Regions from separate parts of the Homo sapiens genome. Here all the other regions are linked to region 1. Evidence: chromatin loops called from intact Hi-C (ENCODE). Cell type or tissue: Caco-2. All regions are shown on one strand.

The links. Hi-C counts contacts between places; a loop is a spot of excess contacts. Peaks named below come from ENCODE experiments on the same cell type or tissue, not always from the same donor. Only the 100,000 strongest peaks of a DNase experiment are listed, where the experiment ranks them.
Region 2: it touches region 1 in a loop (3-fold over the local background); 3 of 110 quality-filtered maps call a loop at or near these places.
Region 3: it touches region 1 in a loop (5-fold over the local background); 2 of 110 quality-filtered maps call a loop at or near these places.

Annotation. Positions count from the first base shown.
Region 1 is chr3:61,368,201-61,376,200 of GRCh38, reverse strand. All of the region lies in intron 3 of LOC105377114 (a long non-coding RNA gene), which reads left to right. Among named protein-coding and RNA genes, the nearest start is that of FHIT, 120 kb to the right of the region's middle. In Caco-2, a CTCF peak has its summit at 4,865 (motif pointing right); no DNase peak of the experiment used is centred here.
Region 2 is chr3:60,837,662-60,845,661 of GRCh38, reverse strand. The region is part of intron 3 of FHIT (fragile histidine triad diadenosine triphosphatase); the gene reads left to right. Among named protein-coding and RNA genes, the nearest start is that of MIR548BB, 220 kb to the right of the region's middle. In Caco-2, no CTCF peak of the experiment used is centred here; a DNase peak (open chromatin) is centred at 4,031.
Region 3 is chr3:61,167,986-61,175,985 of GRCh38, reverse strand. The region is part of intron 2 of FHIT (fragile histidine triad diadenosine triphosphatase); the gene reads left to right. Among named protein-coding and RNA genes, the nearest start is that of FHIT, 79 kb to the left of the region's middle. RefSeq lists an enhancer at 2,087-2,196. In Caco-2, no CTCF peak of the experiment used is centred here; DNase peaks (open chromatin) are centred at 3,075 and 7,465.

The sequences.
Region 1 (8,000 bases):
GGATTACAGGCCAGCACCACCATGCCTGGCTATTTTTTTCTGTATTTTTAGTAAAGATGGGGTTTCGCCATGTTGTCCATGATGGTCTTGAACTCCTGGGCTCAAGAGATCCACCCACCTCGGCCTCCCAAAGTGCTGGGATTATAGGCGTGAGCCACTGCACCCAGCCTATAGCATAATGTTTTTGTAAAAGTTCTATAAGTTGTAGAAACTGAAATTCCAACTAATGTATTGTTCTAACATAATAGAAAGATTTTATTTTATTTTATTTTATTTACATATTTTTGAGACAGAGTCTTGCTTTGTCACGACCAGGCTGGAGTGCAGTGATGCGATCTCAGCTCACTGCAACCTTCTCCTTGTGGGTTTAAGTGATTCTCAGGCTGACTCCTGAGTACAGGCGTGCACCACCACACCTGGCTAATTTTTGTATTTTTAGTAGAGACGGGGTTTCACCATGTTAGCCAGGCTGGTTTTGAACTCCTGACTTCAAGTGATCCCCCTGCCTAGACCTCCTAAACTGTTGGGATTACAGGCGTGAGCCACGGCGCCTGGCAATAGAAAGATTTTAGTGTCCACTTGTGTGTGTGTGCATCCTTTAAAAATCAATAGATATATAGAATGCTCTTATTAGAAAACATCTGCACTATACTTTAATAACTAATTAATTGGTCTTCCATTCTTAGGGATTTATGCTCTGCATGAACAGATCCGAGGAGACCAGTTACAATTATTGTACAAACTAAGGCCAAATTAGGCAGTAGACTCTCCTGATGTTCTAATATTTTGAAATGTAGAAGGAACTGTTTGAATGCCTAATAAGGCTTTTACAAATTTTGGGACTTCATGATCAAAGCAAACTACAATTAATACTCATGGAAGATTAACTAAGAGAAAAATGCAAAGGTGAATCAATATCCTTGAGAGAAGACTGAGAAATAGAGCAAGCCAGCAAGGGTTTTAGAGCCTACAGGATTCCTCTTTTCAAATAGTAATTATATATATATTCAAACATTCTCTCTCTTTCCCCCTCTCTCTCTCTCTCTCCACACACACACACACACACACACACACACACACACACACACACACTCTCACAACTCTGCAAGATACTCTTGTTATCCTCCTATTTCATGGATATAGAAGCTGAGGCTTAGAGAGATTATGTTGTTCAACTCAGGACACCATGTCCGTGAGTGGAGGGTCCATTATTTAAATATAGATATGGCCAACTCTATAGCCCATGCTTTTATTCACTCCTATTCACAGCAGTATTTCTTGAAGTATGAATTATGCCACCTGCATCCAAATAGCAGGGGAAGCTTGTCAAGTATTCATTCCCAGGTGCCCAGTGCAGCTGGAGTTTCTGAAGTTGGAGCTTATGAGTCTCCATGTTTCTTAAGGGCTCTGAAGGTTGAGAAAAACCGCTTCGGTTTTGCTGTCATGATTTTGAATAGGAGTGGGACATTTTGTCCAAACCCAACTTAGCAAGTACCAAGTTTACTCAAGTATCAAATAATAGAAGAGAATAATGCTCCTTAAGTGTGTACATGCTGTTGTTGTCGCACACAATTCCTCTCCCATTCACTAGCATTTTACCTGAGATTTTCAAGAGTGTAGATGTTTTCTAACCATTTTCAAGCTGTTGAGTGCAGTATACACAAAGGAAACATTGAGTTTGTTTAAATAAACATTTGTAACTCCCAAGAAGAGTATGTGCCTATTGATTGTTTCCACTACATTCTAAATATTAAGTTGAAGCAATACATTAATCAGAGGGACCATTATTCTGCCTACGCTGTTCTCTGTATCAAACCCCTTGAGACTGGTTGAAATACCAAATATGATGTGGCATGTGTTTCTTCAGTAAAAGATAGAAGACAAAAAACGATGTGAAAACAATCAAATAATATGTAACGGCTGATTCTTTCAGCCTTAATGAAGTTATTAGGATGTTTCCTTCTCCAAAGCCTTACTTTCTTTAAAAAAATGAAAGGAAGATGGGAAAGGGGTAAATAGAGGTTGTTAAAGCTTAAACTTTGCATTTTCTCCCCTCTCAGTTTTTAGAAACAATATTGAAAATTTGAAAATTTCTTGGTACAGGGACAGAAAAACAACAGTAAATAATTAAGAAGCTGAGTCATTAGGGATGTGAAGTGCAGTCAGACTTGGGTTTGAGGCCAGCTCTTCTACTGAGCATTAGGATCTTCGGTGAGTTCCTTATCATCTCTCTTCAGTTTCCTCCTCCTTAAGTATAATAAGAATGGGACTTATTTCATGGGGCTCAGAATCCCCTTTACATGAAATAATTGCATGCGCGATGGATAGTACAGTGCCTGGAACATAGTAAGCATATAAAAGTCATTAGCTATTATTGTAACTGCTATTGTCTGTTTCTTCTATGATACTTACCATTTATGTTGAATGAAAACTTCCTTTAATAGAAACTAAATATGAAATGTACTATTAGAAATTTCGTGAGTTCAGGAACTTATGAAATAAAAATAACAAGAGGCCATTTAACAACATTTCCAGGCTTGTGTGATTTTAAGGGATCTGCTGCGCCAGGTGTATGCTGCCTTAAACAAGTTCCTTATTGTTTCCTGGATTGTGCTGCTGTAAAGGTTTCTTCTGTTTTCTTCCAGAGCCAGAGTTGCTGGTTTCTTTTCTGTACATTAGCAACTCCCACACCGCTCAGATATAAGGTTTGAGAACCAAAAATAAAGTTGTCTTGTGATACCGAGGAAAAGTTGATAGAAATGAGGTTAGCTTGTCAGTCTGGTATGTTTTCTGAAGATCTCTTCATTCTAGTTCTATTACTATGTGCGGAATTACCATAGTGATTTTTTTCTCTACTAAAAATAAAATTTCCTCCTATATATAGAATGTGTGTTTAGTACAGAAGAATTGAAAAAAATAGAAAAGTAGAAATATGAAAACGAATACTTTCTAATTCTAACAAAAATTAGAGTTAACACTTTGGATTGCTTCATTATAGACTTATTTTTTCTTCCATGGAGATATATATATATATATCTCCATGGAAGAAATACATATATATGTATATATTTCTCATTAACAAGCAAAACTGTGTATAGAGATTTGTATCTGTCTTTTCTCCCTAAGGTATCTTCATAGATATCTCCTATCATAGTATATTTTCCCAATTTAGTTTCTTTTTATTGACATGAAAAATATTTTTAAAGACAGGTCTACCACTCAGGTGTGATTATATTATATTTTAGACATAATTTTTTACTAATTCACTTAGTCATCAAATTTTTATAATGCACTTACTACTCAAAAAGCACTAGACCGTAACTTTTTGTGGACAGGAACTTTGGTCATGTCCACCTCTATCTCCAGTTTCTAGTACTGTGCCTGGGAGGTAGAGATGTGCAGCAGATGTTATTGAACAAATGATTATTGAGTAAACACTTGTTAGTATATCCCTTACCTCAACTAGGGGTTGAAGTTTTCAAAAAAGTCACACTGCTGTCACGAAAGTGTATCTGAGCCAACTCTGTGTTGGATTCTGAAGTGTGGGGGTGACAGGCTTGACTCAGTGAATAGCTTTTTTTTTGTTCCAAGGTCTGGGGGAAAGGAGATCCAGACTCAACTTGTTTTATGGTTTTTAAAATGGAAAAAAAGGATCTTTGCCGATGGCATTTGTGTGTATTTGTGCGCGTGTTTGTGTGTGTGTGTGTGTGTGCACATGGATGTATATAAAAATATACTTTCAAGGCCTGACCCCATGGCACACACCTGTTATCTCAGCACTTTGGGAAGCCAAGGAGGGCAGATTGCTTGAGTTAAGGCTCAGGCATTTGAGACCAGCCTGGGCAACATGGAGAAACGTCGCCTCTACTAAAAATACAAAAAAGTAACTGGGCTTGGTGGCACACGCCTGTAGTACCAGCTACTTGGGAGGCTGAGGTGGGAGTATGGCTTGAGCCTGGGAGGTCGAGGCTGAGTGAGCTGAGATCACACTGCTGTACTCCCGCCTCGGCAACAGAGTGAGACTCTGCCTCAAAAAAACAAAACAAAACAAAACAAAACAAAACAAAACAAAACAAAACAAGTTCTTTCAAAGAAGCTCTTCACATACATATTTATTTTTTGAACAGAAGTATATTTGCATTTGGTCTGCTGAGACCTCTCAAATTACTTCCATAACCTCCCCTCAATGTTCCATCGGTCTTCCAAATACTAAGAACACAGCACTCTCATAGCAAAATGCTTCATAGGTCAACTCAAGCTGGAGCTAGGCAGAAAGTGGTTTCCAATCTGAAAAGGTAATTTCCTTTCTAAGATTTAAGATTAAAAAATAATTGAGGCCCAGGAAGATGGTCTGTCCTATAAGAAAAATGACTTCTTCCCTCGTGACACTTTCTTGTTGGAGGTGAGTTCAGAGTAGAAGTTGGCTGGGAATGTGTGTAGCCTGAGCAGATGGAAGTGGGGGTATGGAGTGGGACCCAATTCCAAACTCATTTAGGTCAACTCATTGAAACAATCATAATCTGTAGGAAGTCCTACAGCACAGACTCTGGCAATATTTCCATGCCCTTGGTCTCATCCCTGTGCCTGTAAAATATACTTATTATGCTATGACTTTTCTGTCTGTGTAACAGGGATGGACATACTTGTAATGTTTCTTTGTTACCTCCGTATTATATTGTTTTTAGGGTTAAATCCAGAAGGAGTAGTGCTGGCTCTCTTGGTTGGAGAAAAGTGCCTAACAGCCACTGCATTACTACTATTTTTAAAATGTTTGATATGTTTTTATCAAAGTAATATGCACACATGTTTAAAAAGCTGTACAGAAAGACTTGTCATGAATGCAGTTGTCCCCTGCTCTGTCCCCTCCCCACCACCAGAGGGAGACCCTTTTAACCATTTCTGTTTTCAAGTGATTACCTTAGTATCTCTAAATGATATTCATTTCCTACTATTTTTTAATTGTTCCAATTGCATTGTCAACTGCTGACTCCTCAGAAGGACCATCAGAAAAGCCTGTTGACCAAGCAAAGCTGAGTTTTTAGACTTATTCCAGTAGGGAGAACACGTTCATAGACTTCTAGTCGTGTCTCAGAAGGAAGAGGTCAGGGAAAGATATCTGTAGAGTTTAGGGTGATTTTTCAGGCTAGTCTTGCAAAGCAGAAACTGATTGGAATTGGGCTGAGGTTATGGCATACTAATTTTTGATTGGTGGGAAAAAGGTGAAACTTTGAACCAAATGTTGATGTTAGTTTTGATAAGTAAGCTATTTAATTAGTTGACAGTCTAATCTTCCAGGAGTAGTTATTCTTTGGAGCAAAGAACTGAGTAATTTATTGTTTTGTCCCAGTATTGTTTAGCATAGAAACAGAAGGCAAGTTTAGTATGCGTTCCTAGGACAGTGTTGAGTAACTTTTTGCTATGATCATGAAGATTGAATCAGATTATTATTATTATTTATTTTTTAGAGGCAGAATCTTGCTCTGCCACCCAGGCTGGAGTACAGTAGGGCAATCATAGCTTACTACAGCTACAAACTCCTGGGCTCAAGCGATACACCACCTCAGCCTCCTGAGTAGCTGGGACTACAGGCATGTACCATCATGCCCTGCTAATTTGAATTAGATGATTTATACCTCCCACCACTCCACTTCTTATTCTTCAAAACTAGCCCATTCCTTCAATGACCAACTCTACTCATGCAAGCTAGAAACTTAAGCTTCCTATTCTTTGCTCCATCACCACAGGTAGCATCTCTTTACCATCCCTTCCCTCAAGCCCCAGTTTTGTAGGATGGATTTGTTCTATGATTCTTGATGATAAGGAAACTCATATTTCTTTAGTTTGCCAAATTAAATAACATCTAACTCAGACCTCACCAGTCTACTTGGCATGATGCCTAATCAGAGTTATTTCGGGTACCCCCTCCCCTCAGGGCTGGAAAATGGTTCCAGGGACTTAATGAGTATTAAGAAAAATCAGGGTACTGGGCTTGATACCTGGGTGATGAAATAATATCCATGACAAATCTCTGTGACAAGTGTTTACCTATGTAACAAACCTTCATATGTACCCCCAAACCTAAACTAAAAGTTAAAATAAATAATTAATTAATTAAATTGATAAATAAATAAAAAGAAAACTCAATTAGTGGTGACTCTTTTTTTCTCTCTAATCTGGGTTCATTTCAGGGAGGTTGGTTCTGAAGCCCCTCTTTCTTCTCTTCCATGCCAGATGTGGCTGCTGGGACTTCATACCATCTTTTAACATTAAGCTTAGTGCTCAGTCCCCAGGGATTCACATACTTGCTCCATCAAAGCTCCTGTCAATCATAGGTAATGGGGCGTGCGTCTGCACTTTCACTGAGCCCTTTCATTCCCTGGTTTTGGGGTAATTCAGCTTTCTCTGGGTTCAGGTTATTTTCCATCACTTCAATTTTTGAGAACCTCCATCTCTGGCACTTCCAGTTCTAGCATTCTAATACATGTGGCAGTTAAGGCCACAGGCTCTGTTATCAGCCTTCCTGTGTTGAAATCATCATTTTCCCCAGACCTCTCTATGCCTTGGAGCTCCCTAAGCCTCAGTTTCCTGGCAAGTGAGAATGACAATAAATCCCTGCTGCATAAGGTTGTGGTGAGGAAGAAATAATGTAATTGTCATGAGGCATTCTTTGCACCATGCCTGGCACTTAGTAAACCTTCAGTAAAGGTCAACTATTCTTATAATTATTATATTGCTCTGTTATTTGAGGGATTTTTTTTTGTTTGAGATGGAGTCTCACTCTGTAACCCAGGCTGGAATCTCGCTCTGTAGCCCAGGTTGGAGTGCAGTGGCACAATCTTGGCTCATTGCAACTTCCAGCCTCTGGCTTCAAGGGATTTCCTCCTCATGCTCCTGAGTAGCTAGGACCACAGGTGCACATCGGGGTTTCACCACGTTGGCCAGGCTGGTCTTGAACTCCTGACCTCAGGTAATCTGCCTGCCTCGGCCTCCCAAAGTGCTGGGATTATAGGCTGAGCCACCATGCCTGGCCTAATTTGAGGTTTTTAAAAACAAAGTCTTCAAGTTTTCTCTGGGCAAGGGAAGCTCAGTACTCCAGTACATAAAGCCCTGGCTCCTTTCTAAGGAGGAGAAGAAAAGAATACGGTGAAAGTTAGGAAGAGATGATTTCTTAACCTGTTTACCCTGTCGCATTAGAAGCCTTGGCTTTATGATAGTACAGAGCTTCCCTAGATCAGGAGATGGCAAACTATAGCCTGCAGTGTTCCTTGTCTGATTTTACAAATATAGTTTTATTGGAACACAGCCACATCTGTTTAAGTTTTATTGTCGCTTAAAATCAGCTTTAGACTATGTAAATCTATGTATGACCCACAAACCTAAGATGCTTAATATCTGTTCCTTCAAGAAAATGTGTCTGGGCACAGTGGTCCATGCCTGTAATCCCAGCACTTTGAGAGGCTGAGGTGGGTGGATCAGGAGGTTAGGAGTTCAAGACCAGCCTGGCCAACATGGTGAAACCCTGTCTCTACCAAAAATACAAAAAAAAAAAAAAAAAAAAAATTAGCCAGGCACAGTGGTGGGCGCCTATAATCCCAGCTACTCTGGAGGCTGAGGCAGAAGAATTTCTTGAACCCAGGAGGCAGAGGTTGCAGTGAGTCGAGATCTTGACACTCCACTCTAGCCTGGGTGACAGAGGAAAACTTCGTCTCAGGAAAAAAAAAAAAAAGGAAAATGTTTGCTGATTCCTGGCTTAGACCATTTAGGTTGACTTAGAATTTAAGTTAAAGTACATTGAAGTTAAATGTGCATGGCTGAGTAGTGTGGGGTCAAGGAAACTACTCTGTGATGCTCAGCCTTCAAACAGAATGACATTGACAGGTCCTTCATGTTAACTGAGCAGGAAAGGCAAATAACTGAGTCAAGGAACATCCCCACTGCCTTCCATGTGTGCTGTAGCGGGCCTCCCAGAAGCTCCTTTGGATTCTGCCCTTACACATGGG
Region 2 (8,000 bases), 530 kb after region 1:
CAGCATCAGAATTGGAGGATATTTGTATAACCTAAATAAATTCTGGGGCCCCATGTGGTTCAATCTTAAGATAGCATCGCAAGTGAAATAATTAAAAAATAAATCTAAATTTTATTTTTACCTCTCCAAGAATTTTGAAAACTATTTTATGCATTACACATGGCAACTGTCCTTAAAATTCCCTGTTATCTTTTTTCTTCCTGGTGATCTTTCTCTCTGTGCTCTGCTCAGAAGCCAGACGTTGTCTCTCTCTTAATCATTTACCCTTAAGTAGCTATGGTAGTTCTATTAAGTCTGCAGCCTTAGTTTTTTGGTTTTTTTTTTTGTTTGTTTGTTTGTTTTTAGTTTACTCCTACCTTTCTAATTATTTTTTTCTTATTGTTCACATAATTCTGCATCACAAAAAAAATTTTATTTTTTAAGAAAGTGGATTAAGGGGAAAGGCTAAAAAAATTAATTTGTGGGGAAATGGAAAGCTTGGAACACTAACATTTTTACAAAATTTGCCCTTAATATATTTAAACATTGATTAAATACAATTCTTATTAAATTCATTGTTAGAACCAAGCTTGGAGTAAAGAATTATGAATTCCTTTGAAAATAAACTTCATATTCAGAATGAATTTAATAAATAGAAGTAGTAGAAGCCAAAAATAATGGGATTTATTAATTTAGAACAAATCTAGAGTAGACTATCAGAAAAAATCCAGCAGATCACATGATTGTAACATAGTTAGTGAATAAATATGCACCCTCAGGGAAAATGATCAGGGGGTCATAGGGGACCAAGAATAATAAGGCAGCTATGTAGCGCTAATGAAGAGCAAGCTGAATTCAGAAATAAATCAAGAAAATGAAAAACATTTTCTTTACTTCATATTAAACCTGTATAGACATTTCTAGTTCTTGTCCTGATTTGAAAGGGATTCAGAAAAATTTCAAGTAAGTTTGGAAGATTGTCACAAATATGATTAATTACATATGAAAGGAAAAAGCCAAAGTGTGATTTTTATGAGAAGAAAACCATTAGCTACCTTTGCACTTTCACTTGTGGCATTAAGAAAGAATTGATTTATATAATAGTGAAGCATATTTGGTTAGTCATTGGGGAAAATTATCACATGAAATTAAGTGGCAGAAATTTTTTTTTAAAAAAATAGAAAATGTGTTGAATCACATTCTGGGGAAGTCTTAGGAAACAGGTTTTATCATCGGGCCTTTACAACTGTGGAGGCAGGAAAAAGAATGCTGTGGGTTTATGTGTGTAGGGTTTTTTCCTGCCCTAGAGTCAATGATTTTATGAAATACCTAAGAAAATCTATTCCCCAGGATTGCACAAAATGCCTTCATTCCTCTTGTTGATATACATGATTTATTTCTTGTTTCTGGAACTTACTACTTCTGCTTTTCACCAAAATTTTAATCGGTTACCTAATCAATAAACTTTTCTCCTGTTTGTCTCATTTAACATTTGTCCAAATCAGAATGGGTGAATAAGATTCTACTAAACACTATAGTATGCCTTTGTATTATTTATAAGGTATTTGCTAAGCTCTGTATTTCCTTGGAGAGAGTTAACTTTTTCCAACAAAATTATATTAAATCATAAGTGCTCTTGCCCTATTTTGAAATCAGTGGCATGTCTTTAAGATATATATCCAAGCTCTATTTTTCACTGCTATTTCTCCCTCTTGATTACCAGAAATACATACATGCGTGCTTGCCTTACCCCTAGAGTGTCAGGATTGAGGTAGCCTGTAAATTAACTTTATTTCTTAGAAATATGCAGCAATCATATACTCTACCCAGAGCCCACCTATAGTTACCTGCGTTGGACAAGAAGAGAAGGATGAACACTAGGTCATTCTCTCCTGCTTATCATGGTGTGCTCGTGTCTTTCATTAACACAGAGAAAAAGAAATTCATGATAGGCTTTCCTTCATTTCATTTCAAACAAGTATAGGATTTTTACTATGCTTGCAAGAAATTATATTTGGAGAAGCAGCCTGTGATATCAATAGGTAAGTTTTCTAGTTATCCAGGTGTCCCTGCTGTTAGCCTTTTAAATTTCACTTTGGGAGCAAATGCTCAAAAGTTTCAAAATCCAGCACAAGAACACATAGACTGAAGGAATGTTCTTCTGGTTGCTTTAGAGGGCAAAGTATTTCCAAGACATGCAAGGCTCTTTTGGTTAGGATCATAGAAATGATAATTTTGTCTCTAGGTGGCATTTATAAGAAACTATTTATAGTGGTGGAAGTCTCTCTCTGACTGTGTTTTTATTTAGCATTTTTCTAAAAGATAGATTTGTATCTTGATATTATTGGAACATAATAAGGTACTTATTTCACTTCTCTTTTGTGAGAAAAAAACCTGTCGTATGAGACTTTCCAGCCTCTGGAACCACCTGAATGCCTCGGTCAGCTTCATTTCAGCCCCAAAGTCAGAAAGAATTCTCTGTGGTTCTCCTTTTTAGCTTGTGGTTCCCAGTCCTAACTCACCTTCACATTGCCTGGGGAGTTTTTAAACTCCATTCCTACGTGAATTTTAAACTGTATTCCTTTCTTTCTTACTTTCTGCAGACAGACCTGATGCACAGCCTGCTGTGGAATGCCTCACCACAGGACACTCAGATGCAAATAAATCTTTGGTATATCTATGATAGATTATATCTATCTGATATATCAGAAAGATGCCTGGTAGATTTGACCAGTCTGGAGATAAGAATAGTGGGGAACCCTAAGTACTTAATAGCACCCCTGACAATTTTAAGGGGTACTTCTATAAAGAACCATGTCTTCCCAGCTGGGATGGATAGCACAGTAGTACGGGTGATCCTCTGCTCCTAAACCACAGGACTGTGTGTAAAATCCTTTGGATAGCTTAAGCTAATGATTTCTCCTTTAGATATCTTGCCCACATTAACTTGAATGATCACACCTTAATCTTATGTGGACTTTCATTTTTTAAAGGCCTGTCTCCTTTGCCTAGCAAGGGAAAAAAAAAAAAAAAAAAATATATATATATATATACACTCATATATATATGTATATATATATACACTCATTTAATTTCTCTAGGTTCTTTAATAAGCTTAAGTAACTTTCTTATCTGCTATTTGAATATCAAAGATGTTTTAAATATAAAAAATATCACATATACCTTGCGAAGAAGCCTATGGGTCCTTGGCTGCCTAGTTGATAAAATATCTCAGGTTATGAAAAGTGTTAGCAATGAGTGAATGAAAGAGCATGTTTTAGGGTGTCATTTGGGCTAAGCTAGAAAAGAAGTCACACTCTGAGTTCTTTTTTTTTTTCTGGTGGGAGATCAATACTGTCTAGACATGGTCTCATTAGGAGTTTACATTGACTAAGGCAGACTCGGATAACAGTGGGACTGTTGGTGAGATATTTGTGTTGCTCATTACTACAGAGAACTCCAGATTCACTGGTGTCAATTCTGTGCATTCCAGCATCCTTCTACTCAACTGTAGGGTTATCCGTGAGGGCAGGATATGCCCACCCATGACTTTGTCAAGATTCTGAAGCCTAGAAGTTTTGGGAACTACTCTCTAGGATGTCCTAACATGCTTGATGACAGTTGTGTAGGCCCTCGGAGCGTCCTTGGAGCACTGGAATTCCCTATGGTCTTCCAAACATAAAACCAGAGATGTAGTTCGATTCACATCTAAAGGCCTCAGCCCATCCCTGAGAGCCAGAAACTTTCCTGACATACAGCCTGCCTATTAATTTCTGCAAATAACATCTTCATGTATGGAAATATCAGAAATTTTTTTTTAATATTTAGTAGCCTTCTCAGTTCTAAGACATTTTTGTCCATTTGTATATATTTTTTTAAATTGAGGAACTTTATGATTCCTCACCTAGGACCAGAACTTAAAAGCCCTGCATCCTTTCCCTTAGGCATTCAGACTGCTAGATATGCTGCTCTGCATGGAATTTTAAATCCTTCATTTGCGGTTTCTTGTTGGCATTTTGCAAGGGACTGAAGCAATGTCTGAGCCACTAGAGGCCAGAGGTGGCCCAGCCCAACCAGGTTTCTGACAGTAAAATAAATATCTGTTATTTGTCCAGTGTCTTCACTTTTCAACTTTGGGCAAGATAAGCATAGACATTGAGAAATAATGCTGTTTATACAAAGGATTGCTCATGATAAAAGATCTCTTTCTGGGAATTTAAGTTTTCCGGTACATTAGCATTATTGATTATTTATTCTCTTTCCACATAGTCTACAGATGATTTTAGAATCCCAAGACTATTATTCTCCCTTGTCTAGTGTAATTACCAGAACAGGGAATAATCTAATTAAAAGACAACAAGGATGGGTTCTAATTGTTCTAATAAATTATGTTAACACACAGTGCATGCCGTTACTTTTCAACAGGAATTTATTTAACACATTGACAGCTTGTCCTTTACTGCCACAATCTTAGATTCCATTTCTTCTAAACAAGACAACTTACAATAGGGTAGTTAAATATTCAGAAATCTGTTGGATTGGTAAGAGAATCTAAAGATCTATGTGGTAAATACAGATGAAGAATTGGATTTTGGGTTCTCCAGATAAAATAATGACCCGAAACAGAAGAGGAGAAAATAAAGAGGAATAGAGTCTAAAGTAAAAATCAAAAACAGACTGTTGTAATAAGCTAATAAACTTTTCATTTGCTTTTCTATTATCAAGCAAAATGTACATGATAAGATGATACTAACTCATATAATTGCATTTGCTTAATTTTAGACATTTTACACAAATCTGTTAGACACCACATTGAAAACTGCATATATGAGATGGTGCCTTCAATAAAGTCATGTCATGATATGGGCAAAACTTCATTCATTACTGATAGGCCATATGTTTTTAACAGAAAACGTCAGTCTCCTTGCTTATTTGAACATAATTCAGATATAATTTGTCACATAATTATAAGAGAAAGCCCTCAAGGCAATACAGAAAAAGAAGAATGTGGGGAGAAAATAAAATCTATGTAGAGAATGAAGGAAAGTGTACAATCAATTCTAAATAAACACAGACACTCTTTACCTATTTCAGACAAGCAGATTCCCAGGTTGGCTTGTGTTATTGTCCTTGATATAAAAACCTTTGACATTTAATTAACAAGTTTACAGGTAAGTAGGGATCTTTCTCACAAGGAAAACTGGGGACTTTGTAGGAATAACTTTTCACCTCTGCAGAATTGATTCATTCACATGTCAAGTTCATCGCAGAATATGGGGCTGGCAAACATGCGGACTGTAGTTCATATTCTTAAAGCCCACTTATTTTAGAACAGCAGTCATAGAGAGAAAACAAAAAACAAAAGATACATCATGAAAGATGTGAAAATTAGAAGAAAAATCATCTTTATTAGCAAAGGAATGCCTCCCAATTTCCTCCCTATCTGCATATATCCTGGCCTGCCTGGGTGAGGATTTTTGGCTCCTTCCTCGCTGTCTATTGTATTCTAGTTCACACCTTCATTTCTGATGGGCCACTTTCATGCTTGTTTTTCTGTTTTTAAAAATGTGTCATTTCTTTCAAGGCCTTTAGGCTCTGAAGATATCTTTCCTCTAAAGAGGACTGAGTGCTAGAGAGCTCCTCACGGAGCTGAAGGACCCTCGCCACCGGGTCTAAATAAGATCAAGTCCCCTCTGAGAGGCAGCATGAAGGTGGCATGCAGTTTTAAAAAAAAAATAGTTGGACTGTAAAGGAAATAAAGACGTAGTTAAATAAGCCCTTATGTTATCACATAGACACTTTTTATTCTTCTGTTTATTTTTTTCTGTGTTTTTCTGAAACTACTTTTCACCAGAAGTGCGATAGCAGTTATGTAAATGCAGAAATCTATTCCATTTCATGTCTAGAGCCAACTCTAGATGCTTCTAAGGGGGTGGGGTGAGCTATGTGGCTGGGCAGAGGGTCAGCATAATAAACGGGAGAGGGAGAGGGACAACAAATGAGCTGCAGTCCCTAGAGGTCTTTGGGGACTGGGCATTTCTGGGGCATCGAATGTGAACTTGACATACTGTATGTAAATCTGATTTTTTTTTCTCAGCCACTGTCATTGGAAAATTTTCATTTAGTAAATAATGCAAAATATACATTAAGAAATGTTAATGTTTTGACAGACACTGACAAATGCCAGGGAATCAGAAGCAACAGGAAAGCTGAAGCACTTCACTGAATGTGCTGCCATCTAGCCATGATCTCATTGCATGCTGCTTCACTCACTGGTCACAGAGACACTGAAGTCATTCGGCAGGCAGGATGGAGTGTGTGTAAAATGGAGTGTAGAAGGCAGGGAATCGGCTGAGTCTTTTACTTTTATTGGCCATTAACACATCCTACCAGTCCATAAACTAAATTTTGATACGTATTAGACTAAAGATAATGTTAATAATTCATGGAAAAGCTACTTTAAAAAGAGTGTTATAGTAGCAATCATTGCTTTAAATATTACACTCACCATTTTCGTCTGTTCGGTAGCTCCTCGTGGTACACAGGATAAAGTTTACTCCTTAGTAGAGGATGAGGCCCTCTAGCCCAGCATCCTTCCCTTAGCTGTCTTTTCTACTGCATCTCTTGCTTGTTCCAATGGGTGTTCTATACCTCAGCCAGGCATTCAGTCTCACAGATTCTCAAATGTACCATCTTTTCCGCTTTTCTCAGGGCTTTCGTGCTGGGTTCCCCTTCACCCAGGAAGTCCTTTTACTACCTAACTTTCAGAACCTGGTTCACACATCTCTGAGAAGTTTTCACTGATTCTCTCAAGCAGTGCTGATTCTCTCTGTGTGTCAGCATCGTGACAAGTACATACCTGCATTTTTGCACTTATCACACATTATTGTAATTATTTTTCACATGTTTATTTTTTCTGCCAGAATCAGTTTCTTGTAGCCTGGTGACATTTAAATTCGATAGGATCCGGTTTATTGTATATTTTTTTAGCTCTTCCTACATGTATTATTTTTGAGTTTCTGCTGAGACTCAGGAACTTAAAGCTTTCAAAGTCCTGAATGCAGATAACAATCAACAGTCAAGCCAGTATCCTATTGCCTGTGAAAATATCCTCAGGAATAAAGGGGAAGTAAAAATATTATCAGATGAAGGAAAACTAAGAGAATTTGTGTTTTTTGTTTGTTTGTTTGTTTGTTTTTGTTTTTGTTTTTGAGACGGAGTCTTGCTCTGTCGCCCAGGCTGGAGTGCGGTGGCGCGATCTCGACTCACTGCAAGCTCTGCCTCCCGGGTTCAAGCGATTCTCCTGCCTCAGCCTCCTGAGTCGCTGGGACTACAGGCGCCCACCACCACGCCCGGCTAATTTTTTGTATTTTAGTAGAGACGGGTTTCACCGTGTTGCCCAGGTTCGTCGCGAACTCCTGAGCTCAGGCAATCCGCCTGCCTCGGCTTCCCAAAGTGCTGGGATTACAGGCGTGAGCCACCACGCCCAGCCGGAAAACTAAAAGAATTTGCATAATTGCATCACTGCACTCTCCAGCCTGGATGACACGGTGAGACTCTGCCTCGAAAGAAAAGAAAAGAGTTATCTAATTGGAAAGAAGACAATTAAAAATGGATCTCTTCAACATCAGAAAGGAAGAAAAAAACATAGCAAAAACATTTGTACTCTTGAGAGCTCTAATTGTGTTTGAAGTTTGAAGCAAAAATTGCAATATTCTGATGTGGATGTAAATGCATGTAAAGGAAGTATTTAAAATAATTATATTATAAATGGGGAAGATAAAGGGATGCAAAGTGCGGAGATAGGGTTTCTATATGTTACTCAAACTGGTAAAATGATGACACCAGTAAACTGTTTAGTTATAAATATATAAAGTAATACCTAGAGAAACCTTTAAAAAATTATATACAGAAATGCACTGAAAGACACTTTAGATAAATCAAAACAGAATTCCAAAAAGTGTTCAAATAGCTTATAAGAAGTCTGGGCAAAGAAAACAGAAAACCACAAAGAGAACAAA
Region 3 (8,000 bases), 200 kb after region 1:
GCTACTGCTTTATCTGTCTACTTCCAAGGCATGTCAAAAGCCCACTAGTTTTGGAACTTAGATTAGTTATCCATTGTCTTAAGCTGTTTGTGCTGCTGTAGCAAAATATCACAGACTTGGTCATTTGTAAACCACAGAAATTTGTCACAGTTCTGGAGGCTGAGAAGTCCAAGATCAATGCACCAGTAGGACTGGTGTCTGTTGAGGGCTGCTCTCTAATTCCAAGATGGTGCTTTGTTGCTGCATCCTCTGGAGGGAAGTACACCATGTCCTCACATGGCAGGAGGGACACATGGGCAAGAGAGTACTCCTTTTGACCTCAAGCCCTTTTATAAGGGTGCTAATCCCAGTCATGAGAGCCTCGCCCTCATGACTTAATCGCTACCCAAGGGCCACATCTCCCAATACTGTTGCACTGGGGCTTAAGTTTCAACAATTTAATTAATTATTAATTAATTAAATTTAAGTTTGGAAGGGACACCATCATTCAAACCATAGCACCTATGTTGTAAGGTCAAGCTGAGTTGATAGTATATGTCATGTGTTCACTATTTAATGAAGACTTTCCTAGAGCTCAGTCTGGTGACTTTGATGGGGGAGGTGGTCAAGCTGGCATCTGGGTGGAAGATGGATGTTGAAAGTGGCAGAAATGGACAAAGGGATTTTAGGAGAGTTTGTGGTGGCTCGGGAGTATATTTTACCTATCTGGTATTTCTTCAGGAGAGAATACAGGTTTAAATTACTTGAACTACTGTTAATTATTTTTGGTTGCTTATTTTTGTTGTTTTTTGTTATTGTTTTTTAAATGTGTGCTTTGTGTGACAAACTGTGAGGTATTTATATGCATTTCTGCTTTTTTTTCCCTTCTGCCACAATAAGAGCATGTAAACCTTACCTTTGTCATGTTCTTTATTCTTTTCTTAACCTTTCGTGAGGGTTTCGCAGACGTCCTGTTAGGATCCAGGTCTTCTCTTCATTTAATAGATGAGGAAATGCAAACATAGGAAGATGTGCTTTGTGGTTTCCTCGAGATCATTGCATGCCATTCACCATGACTGGAACCCAGCTGACTGACTCCCATCTCTAAAGTTCTAGAAAGGCTGATGAATAGGACAGTTTGGATAATGGTACCCTCACAAGTATCCCATTGCAAGTATGTATTGTATAGAATTGCATGGTGACATCTTAATTGCCCATTTAATTTATGTAGCTACAACATTTTCAAGGCATTTGAAATATCAGAATAGCCTGAGAAATGTGTACAAATAATCTGCTGAAATTAATAAGTGGAAAAGATTTAAAGATATACTAGTGTCTTAACAACAATTGAAGACACAGATTGGCCTGGCTATAGCATGTGAAAAATACCTTTCTTACAGAAAATACATGCTGAATCAAGCATTTTCATTTGGAAGTTAATCAACAGTTGGGCCATAAAGATGGAATCATGAGGTCCCCCCCGCCCAGAGTAAACTCTGAATAGATCAAATTTGCCAACGCAGATGAACCATACAGATTTTGAAATCCTTTCCTGATGCTTTATATTTAATGACATGCCTATTTATTTAGAAATTTAAAATGATTATGCTTACTCACATAAATTATATCTGTAATTAAATGTCTCTTTCCTCAGCATTGCAGTATAATTGTTTTATCATGGTGGTTCTTGGTTTTGAGACTCTGTAAGAATTGTCAGTTGTTGCATTTACTTTAGACCATAAGCAATGGATGCAGATTTTATATGTAGTGCAAGATCTTGAGTTTCCTAATCAGTTTTTATGTTACTTAAGCAGAATAGAAAGCATAGCCATATGTAAAAACTGAGTCCATGTACTATAGGGGGAAGATGTATGTTGGTACCTTTCTAACACCTGCAGTTTCCATTATCCCTCTTCTGCAGCCAGGCTTTAGTAGTGGGATCCTCCCACACTCCCCTTAATATGAGTATCATGGGGTCCTTACATAAGTTCCCAATTACTGCAGGTCAAGATTCAATCAAAAGAGTTCTTTTTTCAATTGCAGTTCACTTAAATAAAGTAATCTCACATTCAAAGTCCAGAGTACTGCAGAGGGCATAGAGTGATAACAAACAGGATGACAAGTTAGAAGGGACATGCTGGCTGGGATGACTCAGTAGGTACTGGGCTTTAAGCAAAGAGTAGTGAAGATTTGATATTCAGACTGCTGTTAAGATGTGTGTATAAAGCTACTTCTCCTTAATCTGGCTGGGTGCCCAAACCTCCTGCTAGAAGAGTCACTTTTAAGTGTTAAATTTATCCCTCAATTTTCTTTTTTATAACCTAACAGTCTCTTTAGGTTCTCACAAAGTAGAGTGGTAGGAAATTTGTATTTTTTTCTATGAAACTTTCTTCCGCTGAAAGCTTGTTGGAAAATGAGAACTATGTTTTGCAAATAACCCCCAGAGTTTTGATGGACTGTATATGTATATTCTGTGAAATACAGTGAAATGCTATCCTTCAGAGATACCTCACAGTTCATACCACCAAAGACATCGAAAGCATTCTAACAATAATAAATACCACAGGTCTTTAGAAACAACACACACACATACAATGAGGTTATTTTTAGTTCTTAGGCAAGCACAGTGACTGTCAAATAAATTATACAGCACATTTTGGAGTGATAGATTAGTAAATTGTCGAATCTCCAAAATATAGCTGTTTGAGTTTTTTAAAAAGAGATTTTTTTTTTCTTTTCAGCAGCTCCAATGAGAAAATAACAAAAAGAGAAATGTTCATGGTTCCACACACGAAAGATGACAGGATGGATTATGAACTTCTAGGTTACATCTAGCTGCACATGTATTTTATTTGGTCTGTAAACTGTTTTTAAAAAATTAAAATATTAACATTTTTAAATCAAGGTATTTAAAATAAATTTAGCAGCTTCTGACATCCCTGGGAAGACATGGCAACATCTGGCCCTGTCTCCTCCATGGTAGTATTTCCTTGGAGCAGAATAGTTGCTGCCCTGTTTCATTGCAGGTGGAGGGGTAAAGGCTCACTTTGTTTTGGCTAGGCCTGCTTTACTCGTTTAGGATACCTGCCTGCCCCTGCTGGCCATTCTGACCCCTGACTAAGGAAAACCACAATAGCCTTCTGCAAATGTGTTCACAGCTGAGACAGGAAGAGGCTTAGTTTGTGTTGCAGAGAGAACTGGCATCAGTGGGGGCTCTCAGGGGTTGTGTGGGGGCAGTGAGGAGCATTCTAGGCACGTGGATTTAAGCTCCAGTGTCAGTGAATTTTAGACACAACTTCTCAGATCTGTAACTCACAGAAAGTGTTTGGACATAGTCACATAACCATCTATGAGGGAAAATGAAGAAGGGATTCCTTTATTATCTTAGTAACTGTATTTTATCTACTTTTTAGGAATTCTTCAATGCTTAGATTAAAATATTGTTTTAATTGGATAATACTATCACATAATTCAAAAGATGTTAAAAGATGCACAGTGGGATGTCAGTCTCCTTCCATTTCTGTCCCTCGTGCCTCAGCTCCCCTCTGGGCAGTAACCATTGTGTGTCTTTCTTGTGTGTCATTCCAGAGATGTTCTATGCATATGCACACTTATGTCCTTTTCCTTACATGAATAATAAGTCATTATATATGCTGTGCTGCCCTTGCATTTTTCCCCTTGCATATTTTAAGCTAAGTTTACATTAGAGATCACTGCATCTTGGTACATGAAAAATGACCTTGTTATTTTTAATGTCTTTATATATGCTCTTGCATAGTTGTGTCATGGTTTATTTAACCATTACTGTATTGAGTACATATACTATATATATAATTGAGATTGTTTTCTGTCTTCCAGTGATAAAATTCTATGTATTCACAATTTTCTTCTTTCTGCACCCTCTCCTTTTTCCCCATGACTTTGATTTTGCTCACAAAACAAAATGATTGACATGAAACTTTAGGTCCACCCCTAGGCAAAAAATGCAGCAACTTTGGTCACAACAAAATTTCTTTTCCCCCGTCCATCTCTATCAGCAAAACCACTACGTTTAGTTTCATAAAAAAGAGATGAATAAGGGAATATGCTAAAAATTCTGGCAGTAGTTATGTTTTCACACACTTCTGGATCCATGGTTTTCAAACTTTCATGTACATAAGAATTTTCTGGGGATCTTGGTACAATGTAGATTCAGCAGGTGGGGCCTGAGGGTCTGCATTTATAACAAGTGCCAGGTGATGCCCAGATTGCTGGGTTGGGCCACCACACTTTGAGTAAAAAGACTTGTGGAAATTTGTTGCCATTTCATTTTAATGTAGTGAGTGGTGATGTTTAGATTTCACAAATACCCATAATCATCCTGTTTCACAGGCTGGGAGTAGTGAGGTTGGTGGCCAATAGTGGTGTCTTTTGCTTATATGAAAGTTGAATAAATAGTCTATGTTTAGTTTCTGTTTTAGTGTATTTTATAAAATCCTTGATTTAGGTGTGTGATACACTTTAGTTGGTATATTTTCAAATTAATATTTTAGTCTATAAATTAAGATTATAGAGATAATGAAAGAGCTTCTGCATAACAAAAGGAACTATCAGCAGACTAAACAGACAACCTATAGAATGGAAGAACATTTTTGCGAACTATGCATTTGACAGAAGTCTAATATCCAGCATCTATAAGGAACTTAACAAATTTACAAGGAAAAAATGAACCCCATAAAAAAGTGGGCAAAGGACTTGATAGACACTTTTCAAAAGAAGACATACATGCGGCCAAAAATCGTGTGCAAAAAAGCTCAACATCACTGATCATTAGAGAAATGCAAATCAACACCGCAATGAGATACCATCTCACACCAGTCAGAATGGCTACTATTAACAAGCTAAAAAAGTAACAGACGCTAGTGAGGTTGTGGAGAAAAAAGAATGTTTATACACCTTTGGTGGGAGTGTAAATTAGTTCAACCATTATGGAAGATAGTGTAGTGATTCCTCAAAGACCTAAAGACAGAAATATCATTTGGTCCAGTAATCTGATAATCCCATTGGTATTTTTTGGGTATATAATACCAATGGGATTTTTTTGGGTATCTAATACCAGTGGGATTATGGAAAAATCTTGGCTATATACCTGAAGGAGTATAAATCATTGTGTTATAAACACACATGCATGCATATGTTCATTGCAACACTATTCACAATAGCAAAGATATGGAATCAACCTAAATGCCTATCAATGATAGACTGGGTAAAGAAAAGGTGGTACATATACACCATTAAATACTATGCAGCCAAAAAAAGAACAAGATCATGTCCTTTGCAGGAACACGGATGGAGATGGAGGCCATTATCCTTAGCAAACTAACACATGAACAGAAAACCAAATGCTGCATATTCTCATTTATAAGTGGGAGCAAAATGATGAGAACACATGGACACATAGAGGGGAACAACACACACTAGGGCCTATTGGAGGGTGGGAGAGAGGAGGGAGAGGATCAGGAAAAATAACTAATGGGTACTAGGTTTAACATGTGGGTAATGAAATAATCTGTACAACAAACCCTCATGACACATGTTTACCTCTGTAACAAGCCTGCATATGTACCCCTGAAGTTAAAATAAAGGTTAAAATAAAGATTACAGAGATAGAAATAACTTTAACTTCTCATTTTATTTGTTTTCTTTAAAGAGATTATTTACATATAGATTCATATGGGAATAAAATTTAATTGCAAAGTAAAACCAAGGTAATTTGACCAGGTTGTGGTGACTTAATTATCTCTTTTCAGTGGATTGTAAATTCCTTGAGGACAAGATTTATTGAATTGAATTGTCCTTTTATAAATTTGCTATTACCTATGATGAAGATTTTCTCCTTGCCCAAACTTTAATTATACTCCTCTGAGCCCTTTTCTCAACTAGCGACCTTGGCCCCAGACCTCATTCCTGTATTTGATCTTTCTAGCCTGGCTTTAGCAATAATCTTTTTAAGTGATAGCTGGTCACCGTGATGTCTAATCAAGTTTCTCACCCCACCCTTGATGTCTAAGTCATTGGCCTGCCTTTAGCAAGAATCCTGTTAGGAATTAATTTAGCAAGAATTCCCTTACTCCTCTTAGTAGTTTTCTACCCACTGAACCCCTTATCTGCTCTAACACTGGCTATAAATCCCTGACTATCTATCTTTGTTGTATTTGGAGTTGAACCTGATCTCTCTCCCCTGTTGCAATACTGCTATTGCAATAGTCCTTAATAAAGTCTTCCTTACCATTTTAACACATGTCAGAATAATTTTTGTTTAACATTTGTTTCTTGCCCCTCTGCACAATTTTTGTCTTGTATCATTTTAAAAGCAATAAAAGGGAACAAAGAAGTTCACTTCTCATCACATTTCATTTTTCTATATGATTTAAACTAACTTAATATTACTTCCAACTAAATTCATATTAAAGGTGAAATCACTCAAAATTTAAAGTTTTTAAAGATAGATTTTGAAATAAATCTGAATTCTTACTAATCTTTTGGGTCATTAAAATATAATTTTCAGTAAAAGGTAAAGTTATGACTCATATAGGTATAAAAATGAACACATGCTAAAGATTTTATTTTACTTATATGATTTGAGAGAACCAGGCAGATGTTATAACTGGCTCAAAGGAAAAGTCAAAATGGCACAAATTTATATGGACTAAAAGAGAGTTAAGATGAGTTGCAAATTGAGATAAAACTGTTTTCTCCACAGTAGGAAGTCAATTAAAATCACAGCCTGTAAGACAGAATTTATATATATCTATCAGTTATCTACAACTTACGAAGTGGTGCAAAATAGCTCAAAGACATTGTACAAGGCTAGAGTCAGACAGCTGGAAAGAGTGTGTTTATAGATGATGTGTAGGTTTTCGTTGAAATGTAATAATTTTTTTCCTTCAAGGTGGAGGCCATCTTTGACTTAGGTGTACGCCCTAAGTATTGACTTAGAATTTAACTTTGAAAAGTACAAAATAACCCACTAATTGGGGATGACCACACACAAGTAAATGGCAAAGACATAGAGATCAATATGTGTGCTACAAAACATGGGAAAAACTAGGGACATTTTATAACACATAGCTTCTGGCTTTCAACCTTGTAGCCTGAAGACTGAAAAGAAAAAGAAATACCTTTCCCTGTACTGGCAAATTTGAGCTTCATGGTGTGAGTTAACTATCCGCCCAGATCAGGTTGTTTGTAAGAATTCATTTTCATAATTGAGCGTATGCACTTGAACCAGAAAATATTTAGAGAAGACAATATAGTGGGAAATCAACAAAAACAGCTTGAAACCGTGCCTTGAACTAAATTCGCATTCTTCAGAAACCAAGTTGAGCCAGTGAATGCAGGAGTGGAGACATTGTGTGGCCTCCATTCTGAGAGTGCTGGTGGGAACACAGCATTGCTCAAGTTAAGACGTGATAAATCCCTGTCACAAGGTTGACTTGGGTCTTCCTCACTGGGACACAGGGCCAGAAAAATGAAACCTTCAGGTGAAATTGAGAAAGTTGTGCCTCAGGCAACTGCCATTAGGTTAAATTCTTTCAGGTGCATTTTATAGCCATTTTTTGCATACTTTTGTCACTCATTTTTGAAGTCACATTTCTGAGAGTGTTTGTTACTTTTATTTCTATGGATCCTTTTCTCTACCTCAGGGGTTAGCAAACTTCTTTTGTAAAGGGCCAGACAGTAAGTATTTTAGGCCTTGGGACCCTACTGATTCTTTCACAACTGCTCAACACCATCTTGCAATTTGAAAGCAGCTCTAGACAGTAGGTAAATGTGGCTGTGTACCAATGGCATTTTATTTATTGGTATGGAAATCTGAGTTTTATAAAACTTTCATGTGTCATGAAACATAATTCTTTTGAATTTTTTCAGTGCTTTTAAAATGTAAAAATCATTCTTAATTTGTGGTGGTATCAAGAGGCTGCTGTCCAAGTCTGGCCCTGTGGGCTGTGGTGTGCCAATTCTTGCTTTATAGAATGGAT